2 separate regions of the Homo sapiens genome follow, and region 1 is linked to region 2. A link is a loop called in an ENCODE intact Hi-C map of the cell type or tissue named here. Cell type or tissue: gastrocnemius medialis. All regions are shown on one strand. Each heading gives the region's core, and the rest is flanking DNA. Links, peaks and the distances in the headings are about the cores only. Region 1 overlaps KCNH1 (potassium voltage-gated channel subfamily H member 1). Region 2 overlaps KCNH1 (potassium voltage-gated channel subfamily H member 1).

What was found. Hi-C counts contacts between places; a loop is a spot of excess contacts. Peaks named below come from ENCODE experiments on the same cell type or tissue, not always from the same donor. Only the 100,000 strongest peaks of a DNase experiment are listed, where the experiment ranks them.
Region 1: a loop joins it to region 2, with 4 times the contacts of the local background. A loop is called at or near these places in 1 of 110 quality-filtered maps.

The regions. Positions count from the first base shown.
Region 1 is chr1:211,118,486-211,128,684 of GRCh38, forward strand. The region is part of intron 1 of KCNH1 (potassium voltage-gated channel subfamily H member 1); the gene reads right to left. Among named protein-coding and RNA genes, the nearest start is that of KCNH1-IT1, 9.8 kb to the right of the region's middle. In gastrocnemius medialis, for the core only: no CTCF peak of the experiment used is centred there; no DNase peak of the experiment used is centred there.
Region 2 is chr1:210,909,547-210,919,745 of GRCh38, forward strand. It overlaps KCNH1 (potassium voltage-gated channel subfamily H member 1), which reads right to left. Exons shown (of 11, transcript NM_172362.3): 7 at 10,094-10,199. Among named protein-coding and RNA genes, the nearest start is that of KCNH1-IT1, 220 kb to the right of the region's middle. In gastrocnemius medialis, for the core only: no CTCF peak of the experiment used is centred there; a DNase peak (open chromatin) is centred at 6,815.

The DNA.
Region 1 (10,199 bases), core at 3,503-8,502, 210 kb after region 2:
GATGCTTTTTTACCCCCTAAGGGTCTATAGCTGCAAGAGTGTGTGCAATTAAGTGTAAGGTTTCCTAAATTCAGCCTTCCTCAGCCCACATAGTTTTCCTCTGGTTCATAGCATAAAACAAACATTCTCTAAAAATTTAAAAGACTCCCTTCCTCCCCCTACTGTGTAAAGTTTCTCCAACTGATGAGGCATGAGCCAAACTACACTGCAGTAGTCAGAAGTGTCAAAATCATTCCAAGTCTGCCATTTGCCCATAAAGCATAACACAGAGATATTCTCAAGAGAAATTATTAAAAATTGCTTTTCATCAAAATTACGACAAATAACAAAGGAAAAACTAACTGAAGCAATGACTTAGAAAAGTGACTCAGTTTGGCAATTACGCAGATAAAAGCTACATTCAGCTCGCAGTTCACACAAGTGTACTGTTCCCTGCCAACACTGGTTATTTGGAGGGCTACAGTAAGTATTTCACAATACACGTCTAATAACTTGAGATATTTTACTTAGAAGAGCACATGTCTTCCTGACATTTTGGAAATAGAATTATAGATTTCTAAGGATATCAGTACTCTTACAAAAAGCAAGTTTGAGGCCGGGCGCGGTGGCTCATGCCTGTAATCCCAGCACTTTGGGAGGCCGAGGCAGGCAGATCACGAGGTCAGGTGATGGAGACCATTCTGGCTAACATGGTGAAACTCCATCTCTACTAAAAATACAAAAAATTAGCCGGGCATGGTGGCGGGCATCTGTAGTCCCAGCTACTCAGGAGGCTGAGGCAGGAGAATGGTGTGAACCCAGGAGGCAGAGCTTGCAGTGAGCCAAGATCGTGCCACCACACTCCAGCCTGGGTGACAGAGGGACACTCCATCTCAAAAAAGTTTTAAAAAAAGCAAGTTTGAGTAAAAGTATACTTTCCTTCTTTTAGAATAATTAAAGAATTGAAAGATAATGATTGAGATAAATGATGAGAATAAGTGCTGTGTATTTTCACTAGACAAAGACCAGAAAACAATAGTTTGATTTACCTGAACCTAAATAAAATCCATACCAGAAATTACTTCAAAAAAAAAAGACAGATCAAGGTTATTTAGGAGAATGGAGAGGATGGAATGAGAAACAAGAAATTAAATCAGTATGATATACCCAAATAAAACATCTAAAATCTTAACATCAGCAAAAGTCATCTTGTGGCTCTATTGTGATTTTCAACAATAAAGTCTCATGAAAATGACTCTTCTAAATTGCCAAAGGCCTAATCTTTGCAGAAAACAAACGGAACTCTCAAGAGATTCAATAGTTATTTGCTCTGTCTGATCTTAATATCCTACAGAAATACATTTTTTATTAAGTCAGTAAATTACAATGGAGAGAGAGATTTCAATTTCAAAAGCAAACTCAAATACCTCATTTACTGGGTAGTTACCCCTAAGTACATGATTTCAAAAGCATGACCTCCATCTTCATTCAGCATCAAATTAATTTTAAAACAATAAAAACAGATGAACCAGTTTCACAAGAAGTATGGAAGAGAATGAAAATGTGTTGAAATATAGAGACTTTTATTACTGAATGATATTTTACTTAAGAAATAAGAGATCAGTGATATCTTGAATTACTGCTAAGAAATATTTGTGTAATCAATTGTTTAAAAATGTTTCAATAGATTAATCAATCCATTGAATTGATTGATTATATATATACATTTTTTTTTTTTTTTTGAGACAGGGTTTTGCTCTTGTCCCCCAGCATGGAGTGCAATGGTGCAATCTCGGCTCACTGCAACCTCTGTCTCCTGGGTTCAAGCAATTCTCCTGCTTCAGCCTCCTTACTAGCTGGAGTTACAGGTGTATGCCACCATGCCCAACTAATTTTTATATTTTTAGTAGAGACGGGATTTCACCATGTTGGCCAGGCTGGTCTCAAACTCCTGACCTCAGCTGATCCACCTGCCTCAGCCTCCCAAAATGCTGGGATTACAGGTGTTAGCCACCATGCCTGGCCTGATTCAATAGATTTTATTCTCATTTTTACAGTCTTAATAATTTCTTAATGCACATCTATATATATTATAGACAATTTGAACAAAAAGTCTTAGACCATAATTGAATAACACAAAAAATATCATTCTCAGAACTCAAAAAAAGTGACTCAAAATAAGCAATACAAAAATATTAATGAGTACTAGAAAAAGAGGGGTTTTTTGGTAAGTTGGCTTTACATTTGTCTACTGTGTTATTTCAAGGAAGTCAAGTTGTCTCTGTTTGCAGACGACATGATTTTATGTTTAGAAAACACCATCATCTCAGCCCAAAAACTTCTTGAATTGATTAGCAACTTAAGCAAAGTCTCAGGATACAAAATCTATGTGCAAAAATCACAAGCATTCCTTTACACCAACAATAGGCAAGCAGAAAGCCAAATCATGAACGAACTCCCATTCACAATCACTGCAAACTGAATAAAATACCTAGGAATACAGCTAACAAGGGATGTGAAGGACCTCTTCAAGGAGAACAAACTACTGCTCAGGGAAATAAGAGAGGACACAAACAAATGGAAAAAAATTCCATCCTCATGGATAACAAGAATCAATATCATGAAAATGGCCATACTGCCCAAAGTAATTTATAGATTCAATGCTATTCTCATCAAACTACCATTGACATTATTCACAGAATTAGAAAACACTATTTTAAATTTCATGTAGAATCAAAGAAGACCCTATATAGCCAAGACAATCCTAAGCAAAAAGAACAAAACTGGAGGCATCACACTACCTGACTTCAAACTACACTACGAGGCTATAATAACCAAAACAGCATGGTACTGGTACCAAAACAGACATATAGACCAATGGAGCAGAACAGAGACCTCAGAAATAAAACCACACATCTACAACCATCTGCTCTTCAACAAACCTGAAAAAAACAAGCAATGAGGAAAGGATCTCCTATTCAGTAAATGGTGCTGGGAAAACTGGCTAGCCATATGCAGAAAACTGAAACCAGACCCCTTCCTTACACCTTATACAAAAATTAACTCAAGATGTAACTCAAGACTTAAATGTAAAACCCAAAACCATAAAAACCCTAGAAGAAAACCTAGGCAATACCATTCAGGACATGGGCATGGGCAAAGACTTCATGACAAAAACGCCAAAAGCAATTGCAACAAAAGCCAAAATTGACAAATGGGATCTGATTAAACTAAAGAGCTTCTGCACAGCAAAAGAAACTATCATCAGAGTGAATAGATAGCCTACAGAATGGGAGAAAATTTTTGCAATCTAGTCATTTGACAAAGGTCTAATATCCAGAATTTACAAGGAAATTAAACATATTTACAAGAGAAAAACAAACAACCCCGGCCAGGCGTGGTAGCTCACGCCTGTAATCCCAGCACTTTGGGAGACCCAGGTGGGCGGATCACGAGGTCAGGAGATCGAGACCATCCTGGCTAACACGGTGAAACCCCGTCTCTACTAAAAAAATACAAAAAAATTAGCTGGACACGGTGGCGGGCACTTGCAGTCCCAGCTACTCGGGAGGCAGAGGCAGGAGAATGGCGTGAACCTGGGAGGCGGGGCTTGCAGTGAGCCAAGATCATGCCACTGCACTCCAGCCTGGGCGACAGTGAGACTCCGTCTCAAAAAAAAAAACCATCGAAAAGTGGACAAAGGATATGAACAGACACTTCTCAAAATAAGACATTTATGTAGCCAACAAACATATGAAAAAAACTCAACATCACCGATCATCAGAGAAATGCAAATCAAAACCACAATGAGACACTATCTCATACCAGTCAGAATGGTGGTTACTAAATAGTCAAGAAAAAATAGATGCTGGCCAGGCTGTGGAGAAATAGGAACGCTTTTACACTGTTGTTGGGAATGTAAACTAGTTCAACCATTGTGGAAGACAGTGTGGCGATTCCTCAAGGATCTAGAACCAGAAATACTATTTGACCCAGCAATTCCATTACTGGGTATATGCCCAAAGGAATATAAGCCATTCTACTATAAAGACACATGCACATGCATGTTTATTGCAGCACTATTTACAATAGCAAAGATGTGGAACCAACCCAAATGCCCATCAATGATAGACTGGATAAAGAAAATGTGGTACATATACACCATGGAATACTATCCAGCCATAAAAAGGAATGAGATCATGTCCTTTGCAGGGACATGGATGAAGCTGGAAGCTATCATCCTCAGAAAACTAACCTGGGGACAGAAGACCAAACACTGCATGTTCTCACTCATAAGTGGGAGTTGAACAATGAGAACACATGGACACAGAGAGGGGAACAACACACACCAGGTCCTGTTGGGGGTGGGGGTAGAAGGGAGAGAGCTTACAGAATGGGTCGATAGGTGCAGCAAACCACCATGACACATGTATATGTATGTAACAAACCTGCACGTTCTGCATATGTATCCTTTTTTTTTTAGAAGAAATAAAGAAAAAAACAGAAACATTAAAAACAAAAAAGACTTGGACAGGGTATAGCACCAGAGTGAATGGGAGGAATCTCAGAACAGCTTTGTTTAATACAACAAATATTTGAGTATCTACTCTGTCCCAGGCATGGCAGGAGTGTAGGGGACACACTTGTCCATTTTTAAGCTATGCCCAGTTTCCCTATATGGCTTTATCTGCCCCACTCTACATATCACAAAACTCCATGTCCTACCCCCTCCACCCAGGCCCCAGTCACAGAAAACTAGGCCTGGAGTGGACCGCTGGCCAAACAACCAATAGTCAGGGCTGGGCCAATAAGATTCTCTCCCCAGAACAAAACTCAGACACTAAAGCTGAGAGATCTGTAGAGTTGAGCAGGTATCTTTGACCACCTTGTTTCTAAGGTGAGTAAATGGAGAAAACTGGTCTTGAGAGAGAAACAGGGAGCTCAGATACACAGGGGAGCATCTATGAGGCCATTTGAAGGGAGAACTGGACAGAAAGACAGGCAGATGGGCAGATATGGATAGGTGGAGGCAGAGACAGCAGAGACAGACAGCAAAGAGACATGGACAGTGGCAGAGACAGCAAAAACAGAGACAGTGATGAAGACAGATGGAAGACGGTGACAGACGGTGACACAGACTAAAGGTAGACAGTGACAGAGACAGGCAGGAAGACAGACAGATGGAGAAAGGAGAGGAGAGAGCGAGGGAATGAAGGGACATAGGGCATGGGGCAAAGGCCAGGCCCACAGAGTACAAAAGCATGAGCCGAGAGCAAGAGACCAATAATAGCAAGACTGAGAGAGTGAGCCGCGGGAGTGAAAGACCAGGAGAGGAGAGGACATGAGAGACTGAGGGGAGAGAATGAGACCAAAGGCCAGAGGGAGATACAAAAAGAGAAGAAGAAAACCAGGAAACCCGGAAATATGGTGTTACTAGGGACACGTGAGAGGTAGGGATTGGGAAGCTGGAGGGGAGGAGACATTTTAAATGAAGAGAAGATGAGGAAAGTGGCCACTCAATGAAGTCAGGCTGGAGCACTGTCCCGGAGTGTTCCAGCCAGGTGGGAAAGCATAAAGGAGAATTTCATCTGACAGGAGAGTGACTAGAATTTAGGAGCTCTTTTTCATTTAAAAAGTATCAGCTATCATTTCAAAATAGCAAATGCAGTATACACACTTATTTCCTCATTCTTGAATGATGAAAAAAGATGGAAATGGAACATGAAAGTATTTTATCGAGCTTGTAGGTAACCAACTCACTGAACTGAAAAGCAAGGGCAGGCACATACTGCCTGCTTCAGACAGAACACAGGTGTTTTTGTGTGTTGAAAGGAGTACCTAAGTGCACATCCCCTCACCAAATTCACCCCCATGACTGAATGGTCTGCACAAAATGTTAAGAAACCACTTTTGGCTCATGCCTATAATCCCAGCACTTTGGGAGGCCGAGGCGGGCAGATCACAAGATCAGGAGATTAAGACCATCCTGGCCAACACAGTGAAACCCCGTCTCTACTAAAATATGAAAAATTAGCTGGGCGTGGTGGCGGGTGCCTGTAGTCCCAGCTGCTCAGAAGGCTAAGCCAGGGAAATCGCAAGCCGAGATCGCGCCACTGCACTCCAGCCTGGCGACAGAGCAAGACTCGGTCAAAAGAAAGAAAGAAAGAGAGAGAGAGAGAGACCACTTTATCCAAAGAACAAGTAATTGGCTCTCTCAGCCAGGGTCTTGGCAGCAAAATATGACATACTCAATGGGTAATTTGAGGAATGTTTAATAAAGGAACTATTTACAAAGGTGTGGGAGAGGTATAGGCAGTAGTGTGTTAGCAAGCTAACTCTGGGAAGAAAAGAGTCCCGATTTATAACACTGGCCAATTTCTAAGGTGTAAATACCTTGCACCTTGGTATAAGCAGTTTTCAAGCTTCCAAAGTGAAGTTCCTGAACCAAGAATAAGGAACAGATGCACATAATCAGATCTTAAGAGGTAGAACCAGCCAATTGCAGCCTGCTCCAGCACACCACTTAGGAAAACCCCAAGACATTGTGCAGTACCCCAGGGTTAGTAACAGCTGGAAGCTTTAAGTCTCTAACCCTACCCAAACCCAAAGAGAGCAAGCTAGAGACATAACCTTTAATCAGGGGAAAACAGCTAGGCTAAGATGACCTCGCAGGAAAGAACAACAAGAATAAGGACTACAACCTCTCTCTTGCTTCCCATTTCGTGTGGTGTACCCCACAAGCTGAAGGCAGCCAAAAGCCAGAAAGCAAGGGAGCCTACAGGTGTACTCTATACAGGTCAGCCTCCCAGCCTCCAACAAGAGACAGGCTGGTAAGGAAGAGTGTGGTTCTAGGGAGGCAAACAGAAACTATTCAGTACCTTGGCCCACACAGAGGCTTAAAGCACAGCCTTAATGATGATGGCATAGAAGTCTAATATATGCAGTCCCCATAATGCTGAGAGGAAAAGAAAGCAAATAAAATAAAAACTTAAATATCAATTTAATGGAAATAAATATAGTCTTATCACTCAAATTAACTCCATTTTCTTTACATGGCCCTGAAGTTCTAGCCTAAAACACATTTTCCAACTTCACTCTTAATACAAATCAAAGTTAAGCCATAGATAATTATCAGTAAAATTTGCCAATACGGTATCAACTTTCAAATGCTGACTCCAGCACTCTGAGAATGCCAGTGGAGGATGTCTACATCGTTGCTTTAAGGGAAGAAAAAGGAGATGGAAGGCCGTTTCTCTTCTTTATAGAAGCACCTGATGTGATTGCAGAACATTTAAAAGGCTATGGGAAATGATGGTTTTTAGTCACTCTCAATTAATAATTACATTAATAATTATAGGATTGACTCAGTTAATTTCAGAACATCAGTTTCATGCAACATAGGACTGATCAAAAGAGTTGTCATTTTACTTTACATAATGAACAATCAGTATGAGTAAGCAAATTGACTATTGGCATAACTCTGTAATACCTAATCAGGAGAATTTTAAGTAGTTTTGTCATTAACAGGAGTGTTTCACTGTTAGAGCAGAAACTGTGAGAATCAAGGGAGATGCTGAAGTTGGCCAGACTGTGATCTGTTCAGCAAGACCACACTTGCAGCAGGGCGCAGTGGCTCACGCCTGTAATCCCAGCACTTTGGGTAGCTGAGGCAGGTGGATCACTTGAGCCCAGGAGTTCAAGACCCCTCTGGACAACATGGCAAAACCCCATCACTACAAAAAAATACAAAAATTAGCTGTGTATGGGGCCGGTGGTAGCTCACGCCTGTAATCCCAGCACTTTGGGAGGCCTGAGGCGGGCGGATCACAAGATCAGGAGATCAAGACCATCCTGGCTAACACAGTGAAGCCCTATCTCTACTAAAAATACAAAAAATTAGCCGGGCATGGTGGCGGGCTCCTGTAGTCCCAGCTACTCGGGAGGCTGAGGCAGGAGAATGGCCTGAACCCGGGAGGCGAAGCTTGCAGTGAGCCGAGATTGCGCCACTGCATTCCAGCCTGGGTGACAGAGCGAGACTCTGTCTCCAAAAAAAAAAAAAAATTAGCTGGGTGTGGTGGCACATGCCTGTAGTCCCAGCTACTCGGGAGGCTGAGGTGGGAGGATGGAAGGATTACTTGAGCCTGGGAGGCAGAAGCTGCAGTGAGCTGACATCGCACCACTCCAATCCAGCCTGGGTGACAGAGTGAGATCCTATAATATCTCAAAAAAAAAAAAAAAAAAAGACTGCACTTGCCTAGAGAACAGCCAGAGCATCAGGCAAATTCCAGTATCTAGGATGTGCTAAAAACTCACACCAATGGATGAGCAACCCAAGACAGCATGCCAAAGAAGACAGAGCAATGGGATATCCCAGAGGAATGTGGTTTGTTTAAAGAAACCTCAACTGCATCAGAACAAAATGTCACACATTCTGCAATCTTCTTTTAATTCACTTACGGGATCTGGTTATCCCACACCCAACCTCACAAAAAAAAATAGCTATAAAATCTAAGAATAATTTTGGGTGAGGTGTTTATAAAGGAAAAATATGTAGTAAGTGTTGAATCAGTATAACATCCCTTAAATCTTTGGAGAGGTTTACAAAGCATGTTGGCCTCCGTCATAGATTCCTCTGTTAGACCCAGCATCACAAAAGCTGTACTCATTTTGGTATTCCTACTTGTTAGCACAGTATTGGGCACATAGGAAGTCCATCGTGCTTATAAAACTGAACCGTAAGCTAGCCTTTGCTTTTTGTTTTAATTTTCCATTGAGTTTTGATTCCTCCACTAAATCTGTGCCTTTCCTTCAGTCATTTTGTTTTCATTTCAGTGAAACAAATATAAATCATTCACTTCCTAGTTCCTTCTCCCTTCCAGCTCTAATTCTTGCATAATCTCTGTCCCCAGGGTTTACTGCTTCTCAAATTAAGAAAATGAATATCCTAAACACACACACACCAAAAAAAAAAAAAAAAAAAATCCCACCACACTTGCATGTACCCTTTGCACATAATTCAAACTGTACAAGTCTTTCGCATCATTTACAATCGTGTGTGAGGGAGCTCCTCAGAGAGAATACTTCAACCCACAGTGGATACTGATGCCTCCCAAAGGGCAAGAGCAAGTTTTGTTTTCATTTAATTTTGGTCATGTGCTCCTATTAACATAACTCTCAATGACCCTGTTTTATTAGGTACTAGATTGTTTGGGCAACATCACTACTAAAGACAAAAGAAGAAAATACCAAATGCTGGCAAGGATGTGCTGCAGTGATAGAAACGCTCACACACGGCTGGTGGGAGTGTATATTAATATAAAACCTTTGGAAAACTGTTTGACAGCATCTACCACAGTTAAACATGTGCATCCTAGGTATACACCCAAGAGAAATGTGTGCCCACATGCTCCAAAAGACATACTAAAAATGTTTGTAGCAGCATTAATAGCACAAAACTGGAAACAATCCATCAGTGGCAGATCGGACACAATGTGTGGTACAGTCATACTATAAAGCACGATGCAGCAGTGAAAATGCATCAACAGGCCAGGCGTGGTGGCTCGTGCCTGTAATCTCAACACTTTGGAAGGCCAAGGCGGGCGGATCACAAGGTCAGGAGTTCAAGACCAGCCTGACCAACATGGTGAAACCCTGTATCTACTAAAAATACAAAAATTAGCCAGGCATGGTGGTGCACACCTGTAATCCCAGCTACTCAGGAGGCTGAGGCAGGAGAATTGCTTGAACCCGGGAGGCGGAGGTTGCAGTGAGCCGAGATCGCGCCACTGCACTCCAGCGACAAAGTGAGATTCTGTCTCAAAAAAAAAAAAAAAAAAGAAAGAGGTAAAGAAAATGAAGCAGTACATGCAACAACATAGAGGAATTGCCACCCGACAAAAGAATATATGCTATATGATCTCATGCATATAAAGCTCCAAAACAGATAAAAATAAACAGTAGTATTTATTAACTATAGTGGGTTTTTTTAGGAATGCAAAACAAACTGGTAAAATTATGAGGAAAAGCAAGAAAGTGATCACCATAAAATCAGGAGATGTCACCCTTTAGGAGGAGAGTGAGGGACTTAGGATCAGGAAGGCTTTGGGGGCTTCTAGAGGTCTGGCAAGACTCTATTTCTTGACACAGGTGGCGATGGCATACAGTATCACTTTATAGAAATATGTTAAGCTGTACAAAATTGTTTTGTGTGCTTTTCTATT
Region 2 (10,199 bases), core at 4,688-9,687:
AGAAGAAGAAACGGGCCCAGGACTTAAGTACCTTCCTGACTATTAAGTAGTGCAGACAAGATCCATACCCATGCTTGTCTCCTTTTGATCCCAGGGACTGTCTATGCTATACAATTTCAAAAATGGAAGTTTTTCTCCTGACCTAATGGCAGCTGCACATGCAGCTTGACTGGTTTCACTGGCAGTGGAGATGACTTTCATAAATCGTCCTTGCTGTCTAGGTAGTCTCCTTTCTGAGTAGTATCAATTCAAAGAGGGGCTGTCCAGGAGAAGGGGGCAGTTTTTGATGCCAACAAGCTGACCACTATCATGGGCTATAGCATCTTCTGTCTAAACAAACTGAGTCATATAATCCAGAAATCCCTGGTGGAGTCCTCCAAGTAAAAAATCAAGTCTGCATCTCAGTAACTTTTCTAAATTGAAGACTACAGGATTGAGATCTGGATGTTAAAAAATTTTCATCAAATTGGCCTTGCTGCAAAATGTTGCAATCCCTGTCTTTTGACACATGGTAAACAGTCAGAGGTGGTCATCAAGCACCAAAAAAAAATTTCATCAAATTGGCCTTACTGCAAAATGTTGCAATCCCTGTCTTTTGACACATGGTAAACAGTCAGAGGTGGTCGTCAAGCACCAAAAAAAAAAATTTCATCAAATTGGCCTTACTGAAAAATGTTGCAATCCCTGTCTTTTGATGCATAGTAAACAGTCAGAGGTGGTCATCAAGCACCAAAAAAAAAAAAAAAAAATCATCAAATTGGCCTTACTGCAAAATGTTGCAATCCCTGTCTTTTGACACATGGTAAACAGTCAGAGGTGGTCATCAAGCACTAGCCTACGGCAAAAAGGAGTCTGAGGGGCTGACAAGCCAGAAGACACAGAACAGGTGCTCAGCCCCTTTCTAATCAGCACATCTTTCTTTCTGCCCACTATTTGGCAACAAGGGGTTGTGGCTGCTCTTTCTGCAGCATTCAGCTCCCAGGTCCCTGCACCAGTGCCCTGTTCATTGCTGTCAGTGACTAGGGTGGCAACACAGACTGGTGGAAAGACAATGAGATTGGGGGTCAGAGATCTGGGTTTGCATTCTGCCTTCACCATTCACAAGAAGGTTGACCGAAGGCAAGAGAATTGACCTCCCTGAGCCTTAGTTTCCTCACCTATAAACTAAGATAATAACACCTGTGACATAAAAGTGTTGGGAGAGGTGAATAAAGAATGTGTATAATGTGCTCTGCACACAGTATATGTTCAATCATTCATCATTATTAATACTGTTATTACTTACCTATCATTGTAAGTGATGCAAATCCTAACCATTATTCACTGGTCAAGTAAACTCTCTCCTCTTTTATGCCACATTCATGGCCATATTACACAAAAGATCACCATCTTCCTAGAAATCTGAAAGCTTATTCCATGAACACTTAGTGCTTTCCAGCTGCACGTGGTTTTCCTACTTGCATTTGTGTAGATTGTAAGTTAACTGTGGAGAAAATACCATATTTTCTCTCTCTTCCTCCATTCATTCTATATTTATTGAGCCCACTGTGGACCATGGATTGGCTCACACAGCCCCTGACCTAAGCTGCTTGAAGTCTGGTTGTGAAGACATCAGTACACAGATGCACTATGATAAATCTCAGAAAAACCTTAGGTGCCTGGCCCACGGCTCTTCCCAAATAAATGGGGTATATACTGCCTGACCCCTCCTTGACCTCCTCACTGGGGAGACACCCTGCACATGTGCCCATAACAAGCTGTCCTTTCCTTAGTGGAGACTCATCTCATTGACTCATCTGGCTCCCCTACCAGACTCCAATAAATATAGAAGGTCCTTTCCTTCTTTTTTAAAAATATAATTTTAATTCAAATGTCAATTATAATGTGGAGATGTTGCTAACATCCAATCCTTTGTTTCTAGTAATATTTTGCTTCTATGTCTGTTGTCTCCTTTGAAACATGTAACTAACCTGCACAATGTGCACATGTACCCTAAAACTTAAAGTATAATAAAAAAAAAAAATCTGAACTTGCCACATCAGATATATATTTCTTTTATACTAAAAATAAAGTTATTTTCAAAGCAAAAAAAAAAAAAAAGAAGGAAAGGGATTTTTCAAATATTGTGGGTACCTATAAGATCAGAGACAATGACCCTTATCGGTTGGCATTCCATCATTAAAGCTTCTGAACATCTAAAACTTGTTGTAAATTCCTCTGCCCAGTGCAGTAATCCAGCTATGAACAAGGATGATGTCCTCCCACAATACACACAAGATATTTTGTCACCATAATTATAGTTCAAAATAATAGGGATATCTTCCACCCCTCTCCTGCAATCTCTCCACTGCCCTCTTTCCCTTCCTGATTCTTTACTCTGCATCCCCCGACCAAACACACATCACAAAGAACATTTTCTCCTGCCAAATCCCAAAATAATCAACAAGGAAAGCAACAAGACAAAGGGAATGACTTTGTCAGATGAAACTGAAGTCAAAACCCAGTCCAGCCACCTCTCAAACTGTGACCTTAAATAGGTTATTTCATGTCTCTGAACTCAGTTTTCTTATCTGCAAAACAGGGATAAGAAAGCCTATTTACAAGAGTTATTGGGTTGTGAAAACTTCCCAGTATGACCTGGCATGTCTTGGGCACTCAGGGCATGACTATTTGTAGTCTTTTCTCCCTTTCACCAAGGGGATCACTCCTGCTGCTCCTGGTACCATGTCCTGTCCCGTGAAGATCCTGCCAGTCAAGCCTGAACAGTGAAGCCTGGGAGGACTTCCCAACCACACAAAATGACTTCCTACTTTAGGGCTTCCCTTAACTTGCTCTGCAGTCAGGCCAACTTTTTTTTTCTAAAAAGCTTTGTATCTAAGGAACGTCATATCCAGATATACTTATATTTAATGACCTATACTTTAAACACTGTAATGTACCTGATATTTTATGCAAGTTCAATTCTCTTAAAGTAGAGCATACTCAAAGGACTAACAAATAGCTGAGAAACATCATTGTTTGTTGAGTCCTATTAATGTGCTGTAAGAGAGGAAACACAGGGGCAGGGAGAGAGTTATCATTGTTTAAACACTCTGCATGGAAGCACTAGGCTAGGTACTTTTGTACTTCACATCACTTTGTTTTTGCATCCCCAAATGGTACCTCCATTTTCAGTTAAGGAACCTGCCAAAGGTCAAAGCATTAATCATGGGCAGAGGTGGGCCTGAAAGCCAGAACTGACTGGTTCCAAAATGTAGGCTCTTTCCCACATTACAGCAGCCTAGGAACAAAAGAGAAGAGAAAGAGCAAGATGACCCACAGGTCCCACCCTCAGGAAGCTTAGAGCTTTACCAGAGCTGGACCAAATAGCAGGCAAAAAAGATAGCCATGACGTCACAAGAATGTTCACAGAGCAGTATAAAGTGAATCCAAGTGAATAAACCCAAAATAGGGTCCATCAGCCTAAGGGCATGAAGTGACAGAGGGTTATGAACAGGATGGGAGTAACCAGAGTTTTCTGGAGGAGGGGAGAAAGTGATGTGGAAGACAGAAAGTAGTCTAAGGTTGTGTCCAAAATGGGGGCACCCAACTGAAACGCATAGTAGTAGGCAGAACTTTTTTAAAAAACCAGGTTATAGAGAAAAAATCAAGCTGATTGCTGGCTAGAAAAGAACTCTAACGATAAATTGGAAATGAAAGGCTTTTTCTCCTAAAAAATTCTGAACACTGCCCCATTCCCAAAATAAAAATAAACCAAAAATGAAATTAAACAGCATTCTCATGCTCCCGAGAAGGGAGTAGCAATTATTATTTTCTTTTTTTTTTCTAATTACAGAAAAGAAAAAGTTAACTGGGAAGAGCAAGAAACAAACACTGTTATTAACAACAATAAAATCATGACATCTGAAAGTTAAATTTTCAAATTTTTCCAAAAAGTTGTTATACATCATTATCTCATTTAGTTTTCACTTCGGCCAAGTGAGATTGTCAGGAGAGCCTCTTACCTCTAATCCACAAAAATAGAGGATACAGCCCAAACCACAGAGCATATCTAAGATTTGAATCAAAGTCTCTCAACTAGAAATATAAGGACACAGCTCCAACAAGCTCTTCCTGCTGTGGAGGACTAATGTTTCCTAGTATCAACTGACGGAATAAGACTATGGGGAGAAGAAGGAAAGTTGAGGCTGACACTACTGGTCATCCCCCCATATCAGTTTTCCTTGCATATATTACCGTATTTCTACTCAGGCACATGACCACTCAGAATAAATACTATATTTCTATATTTCCAAGCTTCCCTTCCCAGTGTGGCTAGGTTACCAAGTTCCAGCCAATGTGATGTGAACAAAAGTGATAGACAACTTCCTAGTCTTATTCTCAAAAGTAAGGAGTATGACCAGCTTTCCCCTTCCTTTTCTTTCTACTTTCTGGAATAAGAACACATGGCTGGAAAAAAAAGCCATATGGGATCCCAATATGAAAGTCATGTGTTGAATACAGCAGAGAAACCTGGGTCTCTGACAACTGCAGAGTAGCCAGGCCAACCCCAAACTTTTAGAAAATTTTGTTGATGCCACTTTTGGTCTCTGTCCAACAGCAGAACCCATATCCTACTTTTTAAAAAGTGTGGCCAATAGCACTGAAGCACCAAAGACGCCTTCCAAAATGTCAGGGTCTTCTCAATTGCTCTGATTCAGACTAAGAAGTCAGTAAACATTTACTAAGAGCCCACTATGTGTTGGAAGTCTCCTAAGAATATCTTTACAGCCTCCTGGCAATTGTGACCCACATTGTTTTAGAAAAATCAGTATGTTGGTACAGAATGCAAAAAGGGATACTCAGCAAAGGTGAAATGCAAAGAAACAAGAAATCTTTAAATAAGGTCATGAAGGAGGCGGGGAAAAGCCCATATTTGAATGCAAGTGACAATACAAGCTGAAGTGAGGCCACAAAAGATACTGCTGGGCTGCAAGTGGGTAAGGTAATGGAGTCAAGTGTTCAGCAGTGAACGTAAGTACTGTCTCTTCCTCCCAGGCAAGAAGGCAATAGAAGGAAACACTAGTGTGTGCCCAGTTGCTATGTGGGAGTTTCCAGGCCTGAGGAAGAGGTTACCTAAAGCATTAATCAGGATGGTATCTGGCCCAGCAGAAGAACTAGAAGGAGAGAGGAGAACTGGACCAAGGAAATGCTCACAAGAGTCCCTTTAGCTGACGCTCAGCTAGAGTTTTAAGGACCTAAAGTGGGAGGAGGACTGGGAAGAAAGAAATGAATTCAAAGAGACAGGTGCTGTGAAGTGCTGAGGTAGGAGACCAAATATTAGGCTTGGGGGTGGAGAGTGTCTGGAGTAGGAGTACATTGTCTAGACCCCCTACCATTAGCAGAGAGAAAGGAAATAGATGTGGCTGACTTACAATGACAGGATGACAGCAATGACATTATGAGAAGAGAATCAGAAAAGTGCAAAGCCCATATTTAGAAAATGGAAACTGTCTCTTTGCCATCAAATTACCCCCAGAGAGCTCCCCCAAACAGGGTCAGGTCCCTAACCGGAGACCTCCCAGATAAAAGGACTCTTCCCCTGACAATTCTTCTTCCTTTGAGGGATTCCTCAAAAGCCAGGGAAAGGCTCAGCCACAGTGAAGAGTCCATTTCTAGGCCTTTGTTGCTGGTTGCTAGGCTGACAGGGTCTGTCTCTGTCCTTCCTATCCACCTCCATCACCCAGACTGTCAACTCCTTAAGAGCACCAACTACGGTGTTAGTCACCAAATCCTCAGCACTTAGCCTGGCATCTGTTGGGGCATGAGGGGACACTCAGTATGTGCCTGTTGAATGGGGGACATCCTCTCCTAGATGTCACACAGAGGGCTGGCATGGCCTTGTGTTTCTCTTGGCATTACCAATGCATAGGAGAGATTACATGGGAGAAAATGAGTCCACACACCATACCTTATAGTCAGCCCCTGCCGGAGACTACCACAGATCTACACAGGGAAGGCAGGGAAACCAGGGCAGAAGCTGGCTTGCCCCTGATCCAGGCCAAGACCCCAGAATGGAAATTAGACATAAAACCAGGCACTTGGAGACATTGTAGGTCACCTAAATCCGCAGCTAATCACAAAAACTCATTTTAGTCAACTGTTTTCACCCCTTCTTAAAGCAATTTCTTATCAGAACTGAAAACAGGTATGCTAGCTTGAAAATATTTAGTTTTCCTGCTGCACATCATCCTCTGGGGATTTAGCCAAGTTGTAATGAGATGTTCAGAGCAGACAGGGGAGGTCACAGAAAGCTCGGATAATCTATATTATGGCTAATATACTGCAACAGGATAGCCAAGAAACACTATTACTAAGGCATATAAAATTCAATGCAAAGAGGAAAAAATCATAACATACCCAGCACTCCAAAAACCCACTGGCTTTTTGTCTCTTTTTACCCCTTAAGGAGTGCTAGGCCTGACTACCAGAGTGACCTGGTAGTCAGGGAGGGAGACAACACCGAGCCTTTGGTGTAAGTGCAGGCTGTGGTCAATGCTCCCCATTACTGTTGATCCCAAATCTGATGTCAGTCTAATCCCATGAGCTGTACAGGAAGGAGGTCAGTGTATACATGTGTATACACGGGCAAAAAAGGGTAAAAGAGAACTCGGTAAATCTAGTAAGACATCAGCAGTTGTCCTGAACAAACATTGTTTGGAGTATAAGTTTACAAGGATAATTACCAACGCATTACGCCAAGTGCAGTAACTTTCTTGTTAGCACAATTTGGCAGATGTGTATCACATGGAAAGTGGAACAGCTGAAACGGTGACAGGTTGCTGAAAAATGACTTGTTTCCTAAGCACCCAGTCCCCTGAGTCTGCACCATAATCTTGTTCTTAAAATGACTACAACAACAAACAAGCAAAGAAAAAGTTTCCACTGCAGAAACTGCTGGCTTGCTGAAGTTTATGAAGTGAATTTTCAGTGCCTAAGTGTGGAGAGACTGTTGGGGTCTGTGTTGTTAGACCACGCTACCACAGGAGAGAGATCTGGATCTGAATCCTATCTCTCCTGTCTACCAGTCCCAGGTTCTTGGGAAAGTGAGTTAACTTCTGTGAGCCTCCATTTCCTTATGAAATGGAGATAATAATCTCTAACATATACCATTGTCATGAGCAGAAAAAATTGTGTGTAGAGTATTTGGCACAGTGTCTGGCAAATAATAAGTGCTCAAGGAAATGGTGTTAAGTGGACTTGCTTAACTAAACATTGTCCTTGGCTACATAATGCAGAAGTGACTACCCGTGTATTTTACATTTTTAAAAAAAGAAATGGGCTGGGCGCAGTGGCTCACGCATGTAATCCTTGCACTTTGGGAGGCTGAGGCAGGTGGATCACCTGAGGTCAGGAGTTCAAGACCAGCCTGGCCAACATGGTGAAACCCCATCTCCACTAAAAATACAAAAATTAGCCAGGTGTCATGGTGCGTGCCTATAAGCCCAGCTACTTGGGAGGCTAAGGCAGGAGAATCACTTGAACCCAAGAAGCAGAGGTTGCAGTGAGCCTATCATACCACTGCACTGCAGCCTGGGCAACAGAGTGAGACTGTGTCTCAAAAAGAGAGAGAGAAAGAGAAGAGAGAAGAGAGAAATAAAGAGACAGAGAAAGAAAGGGACAGAGAGAGAGAGAGAGAGAGAGAGAAAGAAAGAAAGAAAGAAAGAAAGAAAGAAAGAAAGAAAGAAAGAAAGAAAAGAAAAGAAAGAGAAACACAGAGAGAGAGAGAGAAAGAAAGGGAGACAGAGACACAGAGAGAGAGAAAGAGAGAGAGAGAGAGATCACCTGACTCTCAGAAGGTGGGAAGAGAAAAGAGGCGGTAAATAATTGAGGTTTTCCCTGGAGATTATATCCAAGAAATTGTGCTTTCCATAGACGACTCATTTTGGGGAAAACAAAAAAACAAACAAACAAAAAAACCCCCAACTACTTACCCTTATTATATGCCACCATAACTATTTTCTTTTCTTCTAGGTAAGAAGTTGCAGGGAAATCTCATATTTGAAAGCCTTTTGCGAGTCCATAAAATGGGACCCATTTTCTAAATGATCACTCTTAGCAAATTTTCTGTAATGGATACAATGAGGTATTTCGACTGACAAAGTGGCTCATCTCCCCCTCCCTCTAAGAGAAGGAAATCAAATCATGTCCTGAGCACAGTGCATCTGGTTGTTTATCGGGTGCCCCAAGGCTCACAAAAATGCTGTAAGTAAGCACTGCCTAGGAAATACGTGCAGTTAAGGCTGAAACAGTTCTAGAAGAGAAAAGATCTTAAATCCTTTTCTGTGACATGAGAAAGCACCTCAAATTCTAATTAAGATGAAGCAATTAGCCACCCACAGATCCTTAACACTGCTTCCCATGGCCAGGCAATTATCTCTATTAAAACACATTTTAAAGTAAGGAACAAACCCAAAGCTCCATAGGCACACACTTCCCACAAATCAATTACCCCCTTAGACACATTCCTTAAATACTCTCAGGAAAACTCTGCCTGCAGAGAGGGCTTTTATGAAAGGACTCCATCAGACATGATGAGACTGTTGCAAAAAAGGAGGTACCAAGCAGCAAATGTGACAATTTGAGGTAACAAAATCCACTCACAAAGCGGGATGCTGAATCTCTGGTCAGTTGGACAAAGCAAGGCAAGCTGAAGCCTCAGGTTTCCCTGGTCAGTATAACAATTTGTCAACTCCACCCTACATCAAGCAAAACAGTTTCTACCTACTGAAACAAGAACGCAAGAGTCTTCATGTGTGCTCAGACCTGTCTAAACTGAAATTTCACCAGAGGACCGTCTTCTCACATCTGAATTTGTCATTGAAGTGCCCACAGCATGCACTTGGCAGTTTCACAATGAGTCCAATCCACTCAAACTTGTTTGCTTTTTCCATCCCAGTTAGGTCCCTTCCTACATAAGACTCCCTTTAATGAAGGGAATTCATTGTTGTCTACAGCCAAAAAAAGTTGCTTCTACACTCAGCAATAGAACAGCTATACAACAGTCAGTGGGTAAATCAATCAAATCTAAGTATCTTCCTCAAGAACTAAGGTTGTTTTTCAGTCCAATAAAGTTACTCCAATAACCTATTACTTCTCAGCTGAACAAGGGCCTTTCTTCCCTCTGTGTCTGTGGATTTGTTTTTGAGTTGGAAAATTTCCCATCAAGCAAGACATCAAAAATGTTTATCTAGACCAGCACCGTCCAAATGATTAAATTTAAATTTTTCCTAGGAGCTACTTTTAAAAGGAAAATGAAACAGATTAAATTAATTCTAAGAGAATATTTTACTTAACCGATACATCAGAAATATTACCATTTCAATATATAATCAATATAAAATACAATTAATGAGATGTTTTGCATTCATTTTTCATACATTCTTTTTCTCATACTACATTAGACTATATGCCAAGCTACAGCTATGTTCAAATTGACATGTAGGACATGTAGCATGACGGCTATAGTTAATAATACTGTAATGCCTACAGGAAATTTGCTGAGAGAGCAGATTTCAAGTGCTTTCACCAAAAAAAAGGTAATGATGTAAAGGAATGGATATGTTAATTTGCTTTGCTGTCATAATCATTTCACTATATCAAAATCTCATTTCATACTTTAAATATATACAATTTTTATTAAAAAGAAAAAAATTGACATGAAAAGACTTCCATAATTCACTGTTCTATGAGTAGTTTACTAAAGTGCGTATGCAGCAAGATCTCATTTTAAGTTTATAAAAATCTATATGTATTCAGATATGCAAAGAAAATAGTCTGTAAGAGAAGACACCAACAGTATTAGTAGTTATCTCTGAAAAGCAGAATTATGGATAGTCTTTACTTTCTACTTTGCACTCTTTTGTATTTTCTAAATTTTTTTGCAGTAAGCATATACTGCTTTAATTATCAGGGTAACTGTAAGCCTAGTCTTAAAAAAACTCTTCCTTGTTTTAAGTTATTATTCTCCTGATCCTGCTGGCACTGTAGCCATTTCCCTGTTTCCAGCTAACAGAAGAGATGGCCAACCCCACCCCAGCACTGTCATACTTACAGCCAATCATCATGATGGCCACTGCAAAGATCTTCTCAATGTCTGTGGATGGGGCGATGTTCCCAAAGCCCACACTGGTGAGGCTGGTCATTGTGAAATACAACGA